Regions from separate parts of the Homo sapiens genome. Here region 1 is linked to region 2. Evidence: chromatin loops called from intact Hi-C (ENCODE). Cell type or tissue: ascending aorta. All regions are shown on one strand. Links, peaks and the distances in the headings refer to the core of each region. The heading gives the core; the rest is flanking DNA. Region 1 overlaps MAP2K4 (mitogen-activated protein kinase kinase 4). Region 2 holds the start of MAP2K4 (mitogen-activated protein kinase kinase 4).

Region 1 (8,344 bases), core at 180-8,179, 96 kb before region 2:
ACATGCTATTAATAGGCAATCATTGTCTTACACTTGTTCACACAAATACTTAACAGTAAAAAATATGACGTATCAATACAGTGAAAAACAATGAGTTCTGGGGAACTAAGCAGCACAGTAGCATCGCCAGAATACCTGCATCAACTGTTAAACAGCAGCTACAACAAACAGCTACAAGCTTTCAACCTCCAACTACGATGCTGTGTTTTGATTAAAAGGCTATTGTACACTGTATTTTATTTTTTTAGGTGAGAAGAAACATCAGAAGCATTTGAGGGGCCAGAAGTGGGTCCTCTAGTAATGAGGAGGCATTCTGCTAGATGGCTTTGTAAAATGTTTCCTCCCTAGTCAACTGCCTCATTAACAATGGTTTTTGTCTTAGGAGTCTCTCTTCAGTTTTATAAACTGACATGATTTCTTCTTGTGTTATGAATGCATACTGCTCTAATCCTTTAATGAGTCCATTACACATTTTCATCAAGAGCATTTTTTCTTTTTTATGGGGGGGGGAATGAGGGAGCTTGTTTCCATTTTCTTTAAAACTTTTTTTAGTTTTTTTCCTTTTTATTTATATATATGTTTTTTGAGACAGAATCTTGCTCTGTTGCCCAGGCTGAAGTGTAGTGGCACAACCTCAGCTCACTGCAACTTCTGCCTCCTGGGTTCAAGCAATTCTCATGCCTCAGCCTCCTGACTAGCTGGGATTACAGGCATGTGCCACTGTGCCTGGCTAATTTTTGTATTTTTAGTAGTGATGGGGTTTCACATGTTGGCCAGGCTGGTCTTGAATTCCTGGCTTCAAGTGATCCGCCTACCTTGGCCTCCCAAAGTGCTGGGATTACAGGCATGTGCCACCGCGCCCGGCCTAATTTTTATTTTTTTTAAACTTTTACTTTAGGCCCAGGATTACACATGCAGGTTTGTTATATAGGTAAACTCATGCCACAGAGGTCTGTTGTACAGACCATTTGGTCACCCAGTTACTAAGCCTAGTACCCAATAGTTATTTTTTCTGATCCTCTCCCACCTCCCACACTCAAGTAGGCCCCAGTGTCTGTTTTGTTGCTCTTTGTGTCCATGTGTTCTCATCATTTAGCTCCCACTTAAGAGAACATGTGGTATTTGATTTTCTGTTCCTGCATTAGTTTGCTAAGTAAGTATCCTTAGATATTAATGGATGGCCTACAGCTCCATCCATGTTCCCACAAAGGACATGCTCTCATTCTTTTTTATGGCTGTAGAGTATTCCACAGTGTATATGTACCACATTTTCTTTATCCAGTCTTCCACTGATGGACATTTAGGTTGATTACATGTCTTTGCTATTGTGAATAGTGCTGCAATGAACATATGTGTGTATGTGTCTTTATGACAGAATGACTTCTATTCCTTTTGGTATATACCCATTTCCAGTAATGGAACTGCTGGGTTGAATGACAATTCTGTTTTTAGCTTTTTGAGGAATCACCACACTGCTTTCCACAATGGTTGAATTAATTTACATTTCCACCAACAGTATATAAGTATTCCCTTTTCTCCATAACCTCACCAGCATCTGTTGTTTTGACATTTTTTAACAGCCATTCTGACTGGTGTGAGATGTATCTCATTGTGGTTTTGATTTGCATTTCTCCAATAATCAGTGACATTGTGTTTTTCATATGCTTGTTGGATGCATGCATGTCTTCTTTTGAAAAGTGTCTGTTCACGTCCTTACCCACTTTTTAATGAGGTTGTTTTCTTTCTTATAAATTTAAGTTCCTTATAGATGCTGAATATTAGAACTTTGTGAGACACATAGTTATTTGTAAATATTTTCTCCCATTCTGCAGATTATCTGTTTACTCTGTTGATAGTTTCTTTTGATATGCAGAATGTGCACTTTGTCTATGGGCATTTCTTCCTCGTTGTTAACATCATCCTCATTATCACTAAATATCACATTTACCTTGATTCAGAACCATTTCAGCTATTTCATCATTAGTCAATAAATGAAAAACTGAAGCTTCATTAATTTGATAATAAAAACTTCTTTAATATCCCCTTCTTTCCGTTTACTGACAGACTCTAAAGATGTATTTTTTGCATATAAAAGGAGGTCAGATATCATTTTTTTCTCACTTTAACATATGGAATCCATCCAAGTCACTACCTTGTTCATCATCATCATCATCACTGAATAGTCACAGGCCAGAGGTTATGCCAAGCAGGCATGACTGTGTCTTAGTCACTGTTGGCCAAGTGCTGGCAACAGCATGTATGACATCCTTCATGCTAAACGCCTTCTGAAAACCTTCCACACCCACACCTCTGTTCACTGCTGCTAGCATGATGTTCAAGACAGTGTTTTTATATTTACCCTTCACTGATCTAAGGATATCCTGGTCACATGGCTGAATTAATGAAGTCGCATTTGGGTGAAAGTACATGGCATAAACATTATTTTTTATGAGAATTTCGGTTGCAGCATAAGCAGAACAGTTATCAATGGATAACAAAATCTTTCACTCTTCTTTCAGTCCAGCTTCCCTGCAATAAGCATAAGGCACTGGTACAAAATGTTTATGAAACCAATCAGAAAAGGTATCCCGAGTGATCCAGGCCTTTTGATTAGTATAATAATGGACTGGTAAGACATTCACTTCTTGAAAACAGGAAGGATGCAAGCTTTTGCCTCCTATAGATTTATACCTATACGGGCCTACTGCATTAATACATCCCGTCACAGTTTTTCTGCTCTTGGCATCCTTAAATCTTGCAGGGGCTGTCTCATCAGCTGTAGTGTCTTTCTGGGGTAATCATGCCAAAACAGTGATGTTTCATCAGCATTATACCTGTTCTGATGTTGAATTTTCATCATCAATAACCCTGGCGAATTCATCAATGAATTTCTCCACTGCTTCATGATCAGCAGATGCTTTATCACCATAAATCTTTAAAAAGTTAATGCTATGTTTTTTCTTAAATTTCTATAACCAGTCTGTTGAATCTTCACAGTTCCCTTCAATTTTCAGTTCTTCATGATAGATGTTCATTTCATGATGAGCATACCATCAAATGGCATGTGTTCACTGTGAGTCTGACAGATCCACTCTTTTAATACATTACCAAGATCTTCATTTTTAGCTATTATGTGGTGTTTTTCTATTTTTCAGTAACTTTTGTTCATCACTTTCAGCACAGAACTTCAGCAGTTTCTCCTTCTGTTTCTTCAGGTCATATATGGTGCTCATACGAACACCACACTTTTCTGTAAGACATTTCACATTTACACCATTGTCCAGTTTCTCTAACAGCTTGACTTTCTGTGCTATAAACATAAACACTTCCCCTTTATCCCCTTTAACAAACTGCTGTCTCTCTAGGGGTATCTGCAGGCCTCTTTGACATTTTCAACATTAACTTTAAGCTACTGAGCAAAAAATGAGCAAAAAAAACAAAAAAAAATACAGTGAGTAATGCAGGTAGGTCTTGGCCCCATGTGAGGTATAGTGTGGAACCTGTCATTAGCACATCTTGCCTGCATACATGCCATTTTATTACCCTTTGTAGGCATGCTTATGTGGGGAAAATCTGGGCATGTGTGGAAAAGATATATTGCAGCTAAAGGGGGCCACAAGGGTCTTTTTTTTTTTACCTTGGGAACACTGAATCAACAAGATGTGGTGCACCTGCATTTTGAATGTGACCCATCGCATAAGGTCAGGTGAATTTTCCACTTGGGTCACACTAGTGTTGGTAACGTTTCATATTTGGGAGCATTTCGGGCTTTGCATTTTTGGAATGGGGATGCTCAAAGATGACATTCTTGTTTGTTTTTTTTAGGTGTGGTAATGATATCGTGGTTATGTAGAAGAATGGTCTTTTTCTTGGGAGATATGCACTGAAGTGTTTAGAATAAAATGCATGATATCTGCAACTAACTTTCAGGTGGTTTGGCACATCCATACCCACATACAGAAATTGTCTCGTGCTGCAAAACAACATTTTGGTGAACGACAGACCACATATACAAAGGTTGTCCCATAAGGTTATAATGGAGCTGAAAAATTCCTATCTCCTAATGACACCATAGCCCTCATAACGTAGAGTGACACATTACTCGCGCTCGTGGTGATGCTGTTTTAAACAAACCTATTGCACTGCCAGTCATTTAAAAGTATAGCACATACAATTATGTACAGTACACTATACTTGATGTCCTTCTACTTATTTAAAAAAAAGTTATCAACAGCTTCTGGCAGGTCTTTCAGGAGGTATTACAAAGAAGGCATTGATATCATAGGAGATGACAGCTCCCTGCGTGTTACTGCCCCTGAGGACCTTCCAGTGGGGCAAGATGTGGATGTAGAAGACAGTGATTGATCGCGCCCATGTATAGGCCTAGAATGATGTCTTAGTTTTTAACAAAAAAGTTTAAAAAGAATAAACAAGTAAACAGAATAGCCTTACGGAATAAAGATACAAAGAAAGAAAATATTTTTGTACGGCTGTACAGTGTGTTTGTGTTTTAAGCTAAGTGTTAATACAAAAAAGTAAAAAAAATTTTTTTTAATTAAAAAGTGTATAAAGTAAAAAAGTTACAGTACACTCAGGTTAATTTATTACTGAAGAAAAAAATTTTTATAAATGTCATGTAGCCTAAGTGTACAGTGTTTATAAAGTCTACAGTAGCATCCTAGGCCTGCAAATTCACTTACCACTCACTCACTGACTCATCCAGAACAACTTCTAGTCCTGTAAGCTCCATTCATGATTAGTGCCTTATACCAGTGAACCATTCTTTATTTTTTATACCATATTTTTTTAGATTTGAATAATTTATTCTAACAAAAGTATAAAGTATGGAAAATTAGTGTATTTGAATCATTTCAGACAGTATAGCAAGTTTCACACCAGCAGATTTCAGATTTTAGCACCTTTGAAAAGAAATATTCAGAGTTACAAGTGGCAATGCAGGCTGCAGGCGACCTACAGGGATACTCATCTGACTTCAGTGCACAGTTCATGTAACAGTGCGGTCATTTGGTTTTTTTCTCTGCATTTTTAGAGTGCCACAAAACAGACTTAAAAAGAACGAGAAAAGAGTTCACTCAATTCATAGCTGGTGTTAGAAGATGAACTACCGGAGGAAGGTCACAGGCTGGACTAGGAGGTCCAATACACAGTCCAAAGGTGCCGACGATGCAGTACATGGTTTTATTCTCCCATCGCACAGTGCAGCTCCTGTCAGCAGAGCTGTCCCAGAAGCAGGAACTTGCCATGTGTAATCCAGCTCCATTCTTTTGCATAATTACACAGGTCACAATGTATTTAAGTGGTTTTCCCAGCTTGGTGAGTTGGCTTGAAGTTTGTTCTACTACATTTGTGTTCCACTGGTTCACTTTGCTGTGTTAATAAGCGTTAACCACCAATTGTGCTTTCTATAGCCTCTTTTACAATTTGCTCACTTCATCAACAACAAAAGCAGTCTCCTCCGCAGCCTGGTAGTCTTCCATCTTTCTCCGGCCCGTCACCTCTACCTCCTTTATACCATATTTTGACCGTACCTTTTCTATATTTAGACACACAAATAGTTGCTGTTGTGATATAATTACCTACAGTATTTAGTACAGTAACATGCTGTATAGGCTTGTAGTCTAGAAGCAACAGGCTGTACCATATAGCCTATGTGTGTAGTAGGCTATACCATCTAGGTTTGTGTAAGTACACTTATGATTTTGCACAACAAAATTGCCTAACAACACACTTCTCAGAACATATTCCCACGGTTAAGCAACATAAGACTGTGTACCTACATGAGGGTATGGAGTTGGGAAAATGTTTACAAGAAATCGGTTTACAGGAAAATTTATGTGTAAACTCTACATTTTATTTACTTTTTTATGTTGCACAATCTAATGAGTAATCCTAAGTCCTGTAGACTAAAGACAACTATAAATCTCAAATAAAATGATATACCTCCAATAGGTTTTGTCAATATTTGAAGAAAAGTCAAACCACTTGAAGCCTTTTAAAATTAACATTGATTGAGTTCTTGTCTATCTATAACAGGCTTTGAAAGATGAGAATGGACAGAAGAATTTCATCTGGTCCAGTAAAGATTAGAGGCCAAGAGTTTATCAGCCTTTGTGTTCCACAGATGAAGGTCAGCAAGAAAACAGAAGTCTTACATCTCCTGGGCCTGCAAAGCATATCTCTGCACAAGAATGACGAAAGTCTGTTTTAAAGAAAGTCTGAGTCTTTCTTAGAAAGCTGAATTCAAAATATTCTACTTTATCTGGGCTGCAATTGCATTTTCAAAGCCTGCTTCAATCAAATATAATTCTTAGTCAGTGTCACACAACAAAAACATTTAGTCACTGTTAGTATCGAGACAAGCCCTAAAACTGTAAATAACAATTTCAGTTCATTCTCGGGGTATCCTTAATAAATATGTAAATCACATTTCCCAAATACTCCATGTCTAATTTTTTTTATTTCTTGCCTTTGAAACTATTGTGCCATTTATCCCTAGTTATCACGATAAACAAATGATCTTCCAAACTGAGTCAAGAAATCTGCCCAGCCAGTCAACATCCACAAAACCAAAAGTTTAAAAGGTCTTACCACACAGGTTAGGTGTCTACACACACACACACACACACACACACACACCGCTTTTACATGTTCATCTGAAGAAAAAGTGATATGGGAAGATATAACAAAACCAAAAGAGGATTGAAAAATGCAGTAAGTTGAATTTGTAGTAGCACTAAGCCTATCCATTCATAAATAATCTAGAACACCTATAATATCTAGCCTGTGACTCTTACTTTTTTATTATTTATAGCACTAGGTTTGAAAACATATATATCAAGGAGGAAACCAAGAAAGAACAATTTTATTCAATTCTAAGCTTATCTTTAGTTTAAAACAGTCTACAAAGATGGAAAGAAATGCTGCTGGCAGGGAGGCCTCAAGAAACAACCACAAAACCTTATGTGTCACATTTAGTAGTGTGCTGGTCCCCAAAGAACCATGGCAACATTGAAGAAAGACATTAACACCTAGGGAAATGTCTGAAATACAGACACTACATTTTCATTCAAATACAGATCAAAATCCAGGCTGTAGGAACACTGTATGCAAATATACTGGGGTAAGATGAGTTTGATATCTATGGATGGATAGTGTACATCTGTCTCTTTGCAGGAAAAGAGGCTCCAGGTTGCAAAATACTGAAGGCCTCTACCTTTGCATTTGTTGGTGTGCTTCATCTACCCCTAAAAAAAAGGACTAACAATATTCAAAATATGCAGCTTCAGACTCTGTAATACATAGTGAATTCTGCTAATGAACTCAAGGCTTCCCATTTGTCTCACTAAGGGACGGTGGGAACTTTCTGAGAAGTTACCATCTGTTTAATGAGTTGAGTTCAATATAATGAAAAAACAATAATCAGAGAAGACCACAACTGCTAAATACCAAGTAAGAGAAATAAAGCAAGACAATGAAAACAGGAGCTGACTGGGATAATTTAGCAAAGTTTCATGGAGAGGCTAGGACCTGAGCTTGGGCCTTAGGGTAAGGGAAATATTCTAGCAGTTTCATGGTAAAACCGTATGACTAATGGCCAGCACAAAAGAGCACAGGCTCTCTGTGCAATGACTATCAAGCAAGAAGGCCTGGACTTAACACTTACTGCCATGTATGGCCTACAGCCAGCATCTCTTGTCTTGGCAATAGAGTCCACAAGCTGTCCACTGATGCCGAAGTCACAGAGCTTAATATTTCCACTTCTGTCCAGAAGAATATTGGAAGGTTTGATATCTGCAAGACATAGATATCATTCAGTATACAATTAGCTTCTTCCTAAGTTACATAAGGCTTCACTTTAAGCAAAAATATTGAAAAACCTTAGACAACATAAGTGGTCAAGTCCTTAAATTCAGATATATAAGAAGTAAAACATCTTCATTTATCACATACAATAATTATTCATGTTTTAAACATGTAGCTTTAATAACTATAATTGTGTAAATGTAACAGCAAAAGTCATTTCACAAACATTAATCTGTAAGATATAGATGGGGATTGATTTTTCTCTTAACATCTTCATATTTATAAAACACAGAAAAAACAATGGTTTTCTTCTATTGAAAATGAGAAAGGAAAACAATTTTCTGAATGCCAGTGCTTAAAAACTGAATATCAAAAAAAATTTTCACAAGAAATTTAGGCATTAAATTGTTTTCAAGAGGCTTACAAATTCATTTACTTAGTCCAGATTCATTACATAACAGTCAAAATATAAGGAATGTCAAATCCCTTTCTCATTGACAATCAAGTCACTACCAGTATG
Region 2 (8,327 bases), core at 328-8,327:
CCCTACAGGTTAGGCATTATCCCTATTTTAACAGATGAGAAATTTCTGAACAGAGAGTTGAGAAAAGTTAGGGAATTTCCCTAAAATCTCAGTGTTTGTAAACAGCAGAGCAGTTACCTTAACCATGGTTTTCTGAGTCTAAGTCCAGTGCTCTTTACACTTCAACATCCTTTTGTTTCTTAAACATTACTACATGCTATGGGAACGCTAGCTGCTACAGCTACTACTGGAAAAGGAATCATCCTGCCTATGCAATTTCATTATAGAAGCTGTTGAATTCTCAACTGGCAAGCTCTATTAATCAGAATATGCTATTCTCTAACATGCCAACCATACTATCTAGTACTATTTGCTATACATATCTAAGATTAATTACCTGGTATAACGGGATCTTCTCTTTACAGGATTCACACTAACCCAGCTAAAGTCACGAGGCTTTAGATTTGCCACAAGGGAAAGCCCTAGCCATGGCTAGGAAGGTTCTTGAATGCTACAAGTCAATTCCGTACTTTAGGTTGGCTAAAATTTCTTGGACTAAAGAATAATACTTTTCCACAGAATGAGGCCCTAATATGCAAGAAATTTTCCTATTAAATCTATCTACATTAACAAATTATTGATGAAACATTAAGAATAAAAACATTTCTCAGAGTAGTTAATTTGAGTATTGTTTCCTCTCTCAAATGCAAACTCATCCTAATGCCAAATATACTTTCATAAAACCACTTACCTAACTTGGCAAACAGATCTACATTTTGTTAGCTTTAGTCATCAAAGAACCAAAGCCTAAGAACTACTCAACGTATAAAGGTTGGGTGTGTTTGTGAATGAACATGAAAAAAAAATGAGTCAGAATGAGTGAAGACACTCAAATCTTTTGAGTAATAACAAAATTAGCAGCTATTCCCTATTATCTGAGGGACAGTGGCAAAAATGGCCAGATTAGAAGCCATAACTGTTAGCATAAACATGCAACCAAAGCTACGTCTGTTGATTACTCTTATAATCAAATTCACTATAAATCCCATTCCAACCATCTACCCATCCCCTATGAAAAAAATGAGTAGAGCAAATTGATAGCTAGACTTCTGTTTCATATCGTTCACATTGTAATTCATTTGAGAGTCCTCAGATCCAGAAAAAAACAGATCCGGAGTTTGAAGTAGAATAAAATCTCATCTAGGATACTCTGAAAGGACTGCTCAATAATGAAAAGTGGGGAAATCAACAGGTTAGAGAGAACAGTGGGACCTAGTAATATGAACTAAAGAAATTGTGTGGTAAATAATGAGAGGTTAGGGACTCATTTACCAATAGTAAAAGGGACCATTAATGAGACCATAACAATATTGTCGCTACTAACAATGATGGCTAATGTGTATTGCATCCTTACTACATGTCAGGTCCCAGGCTTACATGCATTCTCAAAGCCACCGGGGAGGTAAGCGTTATTCCCACTTTCCAAGTGAGAAACTGAGGCTTCGAAAGGCCAAGTTCATTGCCCCTGGTCACAAAACGCATATCTGAATCCTGGCCAAGAGATTCAAACCCAGAACTCCAGAGCTCTGGTTCTTAAGCAGTATATTAAGAAAGCAATATTGGCCAGCCTGGACCACTCTTGGGCCATAAACATGAAGCCATGAAAAAGTATTCAAGGTTATCCAGTGCCCACCACAGTGCTTACCACATAAGAGGATGTCCAATGTCTACTGCATGAAACATTCCTTATGTTCCACAACTGAATCCTGCTGTTTCAGAGAGCATGGTCATTAACAACTCCCAGAAAGGAAGTTTTTTGAGTGGCAAGTATAATTAGATTGGGGGAGAAGGAATGGAAGTACATCAAACATCTTCTAAGGCCCACTCTGTGAAGTCTGATCTAAAGCAAAAGAAGACCCTTGGCAGATGAAGTACAGTATGGGAGGTGTGACTCCCATACAATTGGATGGGAATCTTTCTTTTTGGGTTCTTATAAGATTTCCTCTTCAAGGGCCTCACAATTAAGATACAGAACAAAACAAACCAAAAAGAAGGATCCTAAATTGCTGCTTAAGTTCAAGCTTTATAACAGACTGTTCTAGACAACATCCTGAGAATATCAAGCACTTCATTCTGACTAATGAAAAAAGTTTCAAGAACAAGATATAACACATTCCTGAATCAATCAAGACTAGACACAATATTGATAAAAAAGAAAATTCGGCAATAATTCATAGAGAGGTCTTAGGTCCTTTTTCCTTCTAAAATGGGTTCTGCTTATTAGAAAGTTTAGTTAACTGGGTATCAACATACAAGGGCTGAGGAGAACGGACAGCATCAGAAAAAGTCCTAACCACTGCCTTAGGAGTTCCTAGAACACTCCAAGCTCTTCCCTGCTTTGGAACCTTCATACACACAGTTCCTCTGCCTAGAACCGTCTTCAGGTAAAAGAGGGTTAGCTTTCCAGACAAGCCTTCTCTGACCATCTTATCAAGCGGACTGCCCTCTATTATCTTCTATCACAAAACCCAGCTTGTTACCTTTATTACTTTTCCAACTAGTAATTTTTCATGTTTAGCTAAATAGCCTTCCCTCCCCCATCTTCACAGGGGGATAACCTCCATGAGGACAGTTAGAGATGTTCAATTCTCTATAAACTCAGCATGAGCGTTTTATGCAGATGCTCAATAAATATTTTTTGAACCAAAAAAACACACTGTATCCAGCTATTTCAAACTGTCAGCCTCCCCACCAATAAAACAAACAAACAAATCACCTTGTTTTTATAAGCTTTGTAAGTCACCCATCTGGAACAAGAAATACAATCCTAAATTGTCATTTTGCCATTTCATTTCGCCCCAACCACCACCACCTAAATTGTAAAGCTGTACAGTCAGGAAGTCAATCTTATACTTCATCAGTATAATGTGCTGTGCAACACAGTGGGCATCCAATAACTAATTCAATTTGAATGAATTATCTGAGGGCCTGCACAGAAAGTGTCCTCTAAGCTCTGACATCATCCTGTCTATATATCTATCACTGGTTTTTATGTATATTAAAATTATTTCATGGGGAGGGTGACAGGGATGTAAAGATAAATAAAATCCTGTCTCTTCTTTCTGAATTATGGCATGCTCTATAAACATGAACTATTCAATAAATGTCTGTTGAACCTAACTAAATGCTAGAAGCCCTTTAAGAGGAATGGAATCAAAAAGTAACCATGGTCACACTGACTACCAAGGGTACCCCAACCCTTATTCTGTTAATAATTCAACACAAGCAGTTTGCTAAAGTTGTCAAGAGAGTTCTGAGATTCCCTGTTTTAAAAATAGCATTACTACTCAAAATTCCCCAGTAAATTTAAGGAAATGGTCCCTAACAGGCTCGGGCCTGGCCTGGTATTTTCACAACACCCCCTGTCAAAAGCCATACACAGCTAATAAGCATTCCCAGTGGGGAAAGTCATTAATTAGCAGAGCTGCCTCAAATGTCCAGACACTACAGTATCACTTTGACCCCTGTCTATTTCCTGTATCTCTCCATTTAAACCAAATTAAGTCTTCTTTTTTTTTTTTTTTTTTTTTCTTCCTGCACGCAATGCTAACACAGAAATCCCTGGCCTGGAACAAAATGCCTCTCCCAGGCCAATGCAGCCTACCTACCTTACAGGTGGCACAGGCCTGGGCAACCCGCCCCCCACCCCCATCCCTTCCAGCGCACAGAAACCCTGCAAAAGTTTGAAAACGCAGGTTCCAAGAGGCCCCCGTAGCCCGAGGTCAGCTCGGTGGTCCGGCTCCAGCTGTGCCCGGCGACAGCCAAGATGGCCCTGAGCGGGGCCCACTGCGGCGGCGGGGCCGAGGGGCGCCGGCCGGGGCCGCTGTCTTCGCCGCCTACCTGAGCGGCGTCAGGGACCAGGGGGCAGGCCCGACGCCCCTCCCGCTCCGCCGCAGCCCCGAGCCGGCGCGTTCCCGGAAACGGGGGCCGGGCGGGCGCCAGGTAAGCGGCGGGGGCGATGGGGACGGCCGCGGGGGCGGTCCCGGACCAGGTGGGCCCTGCGGGCCTGCTGAGAGCCCGGTAGGGCCCAGGGGCCAAGCGCAGGCAGAGGCCGCGGCCGGGGCCTATGCGGGCCGGAGCCCGGATCCAAGCCGGGCCGGAGGCGGCCGGGAGCGGGGCGGGAAGCCGGGGAGGGAGAGAGGGAGAAGCCGGCGGCTGCCGTGGCTTCCTCAGCCGGGTCCGGGGGCGTCCGCTGGGGCAGGCCGCGACGACGCGGGTTGCCGCGCTAGGGGGCTGGGATCTCGGCGCGGCCGCGTTCCTTACCCTGCATGCTGCTGACGGCCGGGTGGCCTGGCGCCGGGGACCCTACGGGGCCGGGGGTGCCGCTGCCGCTGCCGCCCCCGGAGCCGCCGCCGCCGCTCGGGCTCGGAGCCGCCATTGTTGGGAGTGAAGAGCCGAGCGGCGCCGCGGCGGCTGCAATGCAGCAAGCTCGGCCTCTCGCACGGCCGAGGGGCGAGGCTTACCCCCGCCTTGGCCCCGCCTCCGACACGCCCCGGACACGCCTCCTGACACGCCCCCGCCAGAGCCCGACGCGCAGCCCGGGCCAGATGCTGAGCTGCAGAACCGCCCGGCTCTGGGTGCGCGACCTGTGAAGCAGACAGCTGTCTTGGACCAGGGCTGCGGGCCCGCGGGGCCTAAAGTGGTTTGCAGAATTAAAGGTGGGCCTGCATTTGTGCGGAAAGAAGGTACGCAGCTTTCATCATTCCCATGGAGGTCTGTGACTCCCAAAAGTCCACTTTGTTGGAATCTCAGAACCCCAAATCAGAATAGTAAAGCTGAAAAGGATCCCAGGGATCCCTTTCTCCTCCAGTCGCTAACACATCACTTCCAGAAGGGAGTTACCTAGAGCTATGGTTACAGTCTGGAACTCCTCTTAAGCCCAATACCCCAACCCTCTACACTTCTCTGAGGGGAAAGGGGAGTCCCAAGGGGAACTAACCAAAGTGCTGTCCATGGACCCATCCCAAAACTACTGAATTAGAGGTTACATTTTAATAATACCACCAGGTAATTTGTATGCCCATTAAATTTGAGAAGCATATATTTAAGCACTCGACACTTCCCAGCCTCCTGAAATATGCTATCTACATCACCATCTTCCCCTAAATGCACACTGGATTCCCTCTCCCAAATCCTTTACATCTTGTATAAGACGAGCCGTAGTCATTATTGTAAGTTACATAAAATGACAACCCCAAAAAACAATATGAGGTTTCTTCCATTGCTTTGCACAGAGACTTTTATTTTAGGAAGACAGTAGCTAAAAGAAGAAAAAGTTCTCTATGAGGCTACGATTTGTAAGCCAACCATAATGTACTCGAAATGGTAAGACATGGGTTTCTGGCCAGGCAGCCTTGCCTAAAATGGAATAGCCAGTTATCCTACTTCCCAAAGAATCTAAGCCATGGAGCTGGACATTTTCTCCCATTTAGAAGCATTGTGTGATCTACAGCTAGACTTCTTTCCCAAAACTTCTTCCACCCAGATGTTATTTGATGCTGAGAGTTCTTCACAGCATGTTGGAAATGTGTCCTGGGTCAAAATAGCCCTGCCTTCTTGTTCCAAACCCAATTTCATCCATCATCTTGATGGCTCAGATCCTAAAAGTGGCTAGCCGTAAACATCAAGTGGAGAGGCATTAAAGGCAAATTGAAGGTGAGAGCAGGTAGGTGTACTTCAGTGGAGAGCCCGCCAGAATTCTCCTCCATGGGCCTCGTTGGCTGCCCAATATCTTCAAGTCCAGGTCTTATAAACATGGCCAGATTCCCATCTGGAAATCAGTAGCCCACCCAGCTCTTGTTGCTCCTAGGGCATCTTAATTATGAGCCATCATAACTGGCCTTTAATAAGAATTTAATATATATTCTTTTAATAGAAATCCTAGAAGCAGCACTACAGATTAGGCAACTACTAGAAAATTAATTTAAACACACACACACACACACACACACACACACACACACACACACATCCAATATTATAAATAACATATATTAAAGAAGGCTGGGGATGTTGGCTCACACCTGTAATCCCAGCACTTTGGGAGGCCAAGGCGGGTGGATTACGTGAGGTCAGGAGTTAGTGACCAGCCTGGCCAACGTGGTGAAACCCTGTCTCTACTAAAAATACAGAAAAAAACAAAAATTAGCCGGTGTGGTGGCAGGTACCTATAATCCCAGCTACTAGGGAGGCTGAGGCAGGAGAATCGCTTGAACCTGGGAGGCAGAGGTTGCAGTGAGCCGAGATTGTGCCACTGCACTCCAGCCTGGGTGACAGAGCAAGACTCCATCTATTAAAAAAAATATGTATATATATAGTTATATTTATATATATATAGGAAAACCTTCAACCTAGCAAATTCATTAAGGGAAATTGGGAAACTGAATTAAAAGAGAAATACAATAAAAATATAACTAATCTTATTTTTAAGAATACCTAATTCTGAGTTTGTGATAAAACTGACATATACTTGCATTGCTGTTGGTATTGTAAACTAGTAAGAGCCAATAATTAGATGTGCATATGGCAAAAACAAGAAAGCACTTTGATTTGTTCCAACTGAGGAAGCTATGTATGAGCTTTTTAACTTTTTCTTATGCTCACATTTCTCTTACATATTTGTGTTTTATGATTTCTTATGGACTAAATTGTATTCTGCTCCCTCACCAAATTTACATGTTGGAGTCCTAACCCCCAGCATCTCAGAATGGGACTATATTTGGAAATAGGGTCTTTAAAGTAAAATGAGGTCATACGAGTGGGCCCTAATCCAATAGGACTGGTGTCTTTATAAAGAGATTAGGATGCAGACACACAGAGCTAGGAGAAGATGATCATCTACAAGCCACAGAGTGTGTCCTCAAAAGACACCAACTCTGCCTACACCTTGGACTTCCAGCCTCCATAACTGTGAGAAAATACATTTATGTTGTTTATTGGTTCTTTTGCTATGACATCCCTTAGCAAACTAATACACAGTTCAGAAAAATGAATTGCTTAAAAAAAGTTAACCTTTTTAGTAATAATGGTGGTAGCTGGCATAATCACTGGGGAGACGGGAAGGCAATTAAGCAATACATATGAATAACCAGCAAATTTACATTTATAAGATATCCTTGAGGAAATCCCCAAATGGGCCTGAAACTCCTGGCTCTGCCATGTAGTGATTTTATCTTCCCACTAGAGTAGATGAAAATAACAAATTAAGATGATTTCTAAGAGGAATGTATGGCAATATCAAAGTCCCCCATCCTGAAAGAGGCTGCAGAGAAAGAGTAACGTCTGTGTATTCCTTGCTTAGAGAACCTTTGTTGAGAAATCTAGCTTGCTTGTTTTTTATGATACATATGTCAATGGTTAGACTAAAAATACATTTTTTTTTTTTTTTGAGATGGTGTTTCGCTCTTGTTGCCCAGGCTGGAGTGCAATGGCGCGATCTCGGCTCACTGCAACCTCCGCTTCCTGGGCACAAGTGATTCTCCTGCCTCAGCCTCCCGAGTAGCTGGGATTACAGGCATGTGCCACCACACCTGGTTAATTTTTTACTTTTAGTAGAGACGGGGTTTCACCATATTGTTCAGGCTGGTCTCGAACTCCCGACCTTAGGTGATCTGCCTGCCTCAGCCTCCCAAAATGCTGGGATTACAAGGGTGAGCCACTGCACCCAGCCTCAAGAATACATTTTTCATTTCACATTCCAAATAAAGAAAAAGTAATTTACAACTGGATTTCACCTTAGGACCCCAATTTCAGCCTCTGGGAAAGAAACAAGGTCAGACACCTCTATTTGGATGGAACAGTCACCAGATATTCCATATAGCCTTAGCAATTGTCTTTGAGCAAAACGCCCACCCTCAAATTGCCAAGGGCTCAGGACCAGGCCACCCAGTGACGGATGTTGCCTCTTCAGGCAGAGAGCTGCAAGCTGTGCAGGTTTCTGGATGTCATTCGAGCACTGAATTTAATTGGAAATACAGGGCCTGTGAGAAACTTTGACCAGTTCATGCCATTAAAGAACCAAAGTTTCATCTGGTTCAGATAAAAGAAGATGTTACTAATTTTTTTTTTTGAGACAGAGTCTTGCTCTGTTGCCCAGGCTGGAGTACAGTGGCATGATCTCAGCTCACTACAACCCCTACCTCCAGGTTCACGTTATTCTCATGGCTTAGCCTCCCAAGCAGATGGCACTACAGGCGCACATCACCATGCCCAGCTAATTTTTTGTAATTTTAGTAGAGATGGGGTTTCACCATGTTGCCCAGGCTTGTCTTGAACTCCTGGCCTCTGGT

Evidence for each region. A loop is a pair of places that touch in the nucleus more often than their neighbours do. Peaks named below come from ENCODE experiments on the same cell type or tissue, not always from the same donor. Only the 100,000 strongest peaks of a DNase experiment are listed, where the experiment ranks them.
Region 1: it touches region 2 in a loop (2.7-fold over the local background); 8 of 110 quality-filtered maps call a loop at or near these places.

What each region holds. Positions count from the first base shown.
Region 1 is chr17:12,112,701-12,121,044 of GRCh38, reverse strand. MAP2K4 (mitogen-activated protein kinase kinase 4) reads right to left here. Exons shown (of 11, transcript NM_003010.4): 7 at 7,685-7,812. It also overlaps the pseudogene LOC103156999. Among named protein-coding and RNA genes, the nearest start is that of MIR744, 35 kb to the right of the region's middle. In ascending aorta, for the core only: no CTCF peak of the experiment used is centred there; no DNase peak of the experiment used is centred there.
Region 2 is chr17:12,016,977-12,025,303 of GRCh38, reverse strand. It overlaps MAP2K4 (mitogen-activated protein kinase kinase 4), which reads right to left and starts at 4,427. Exons shown (of 11, transcript NM_003010.4): 1 at 4,303-4,427. The coding sequence starts at 4,417. It also overlaps a transcript of ZNF18 not described here. RefSeq lists a silencer at 3,711-4,590 and an enhancer at 4,127-4,627. In ascending aorta, for the core only: no CTCF peak of the experiment used is centred there; DNase peaks (open chromatin) are centred at 3,939 and 4,543; H3K4me3 peaks cover 2,539 bases; H3K27ac peaks cover 1,270 bases.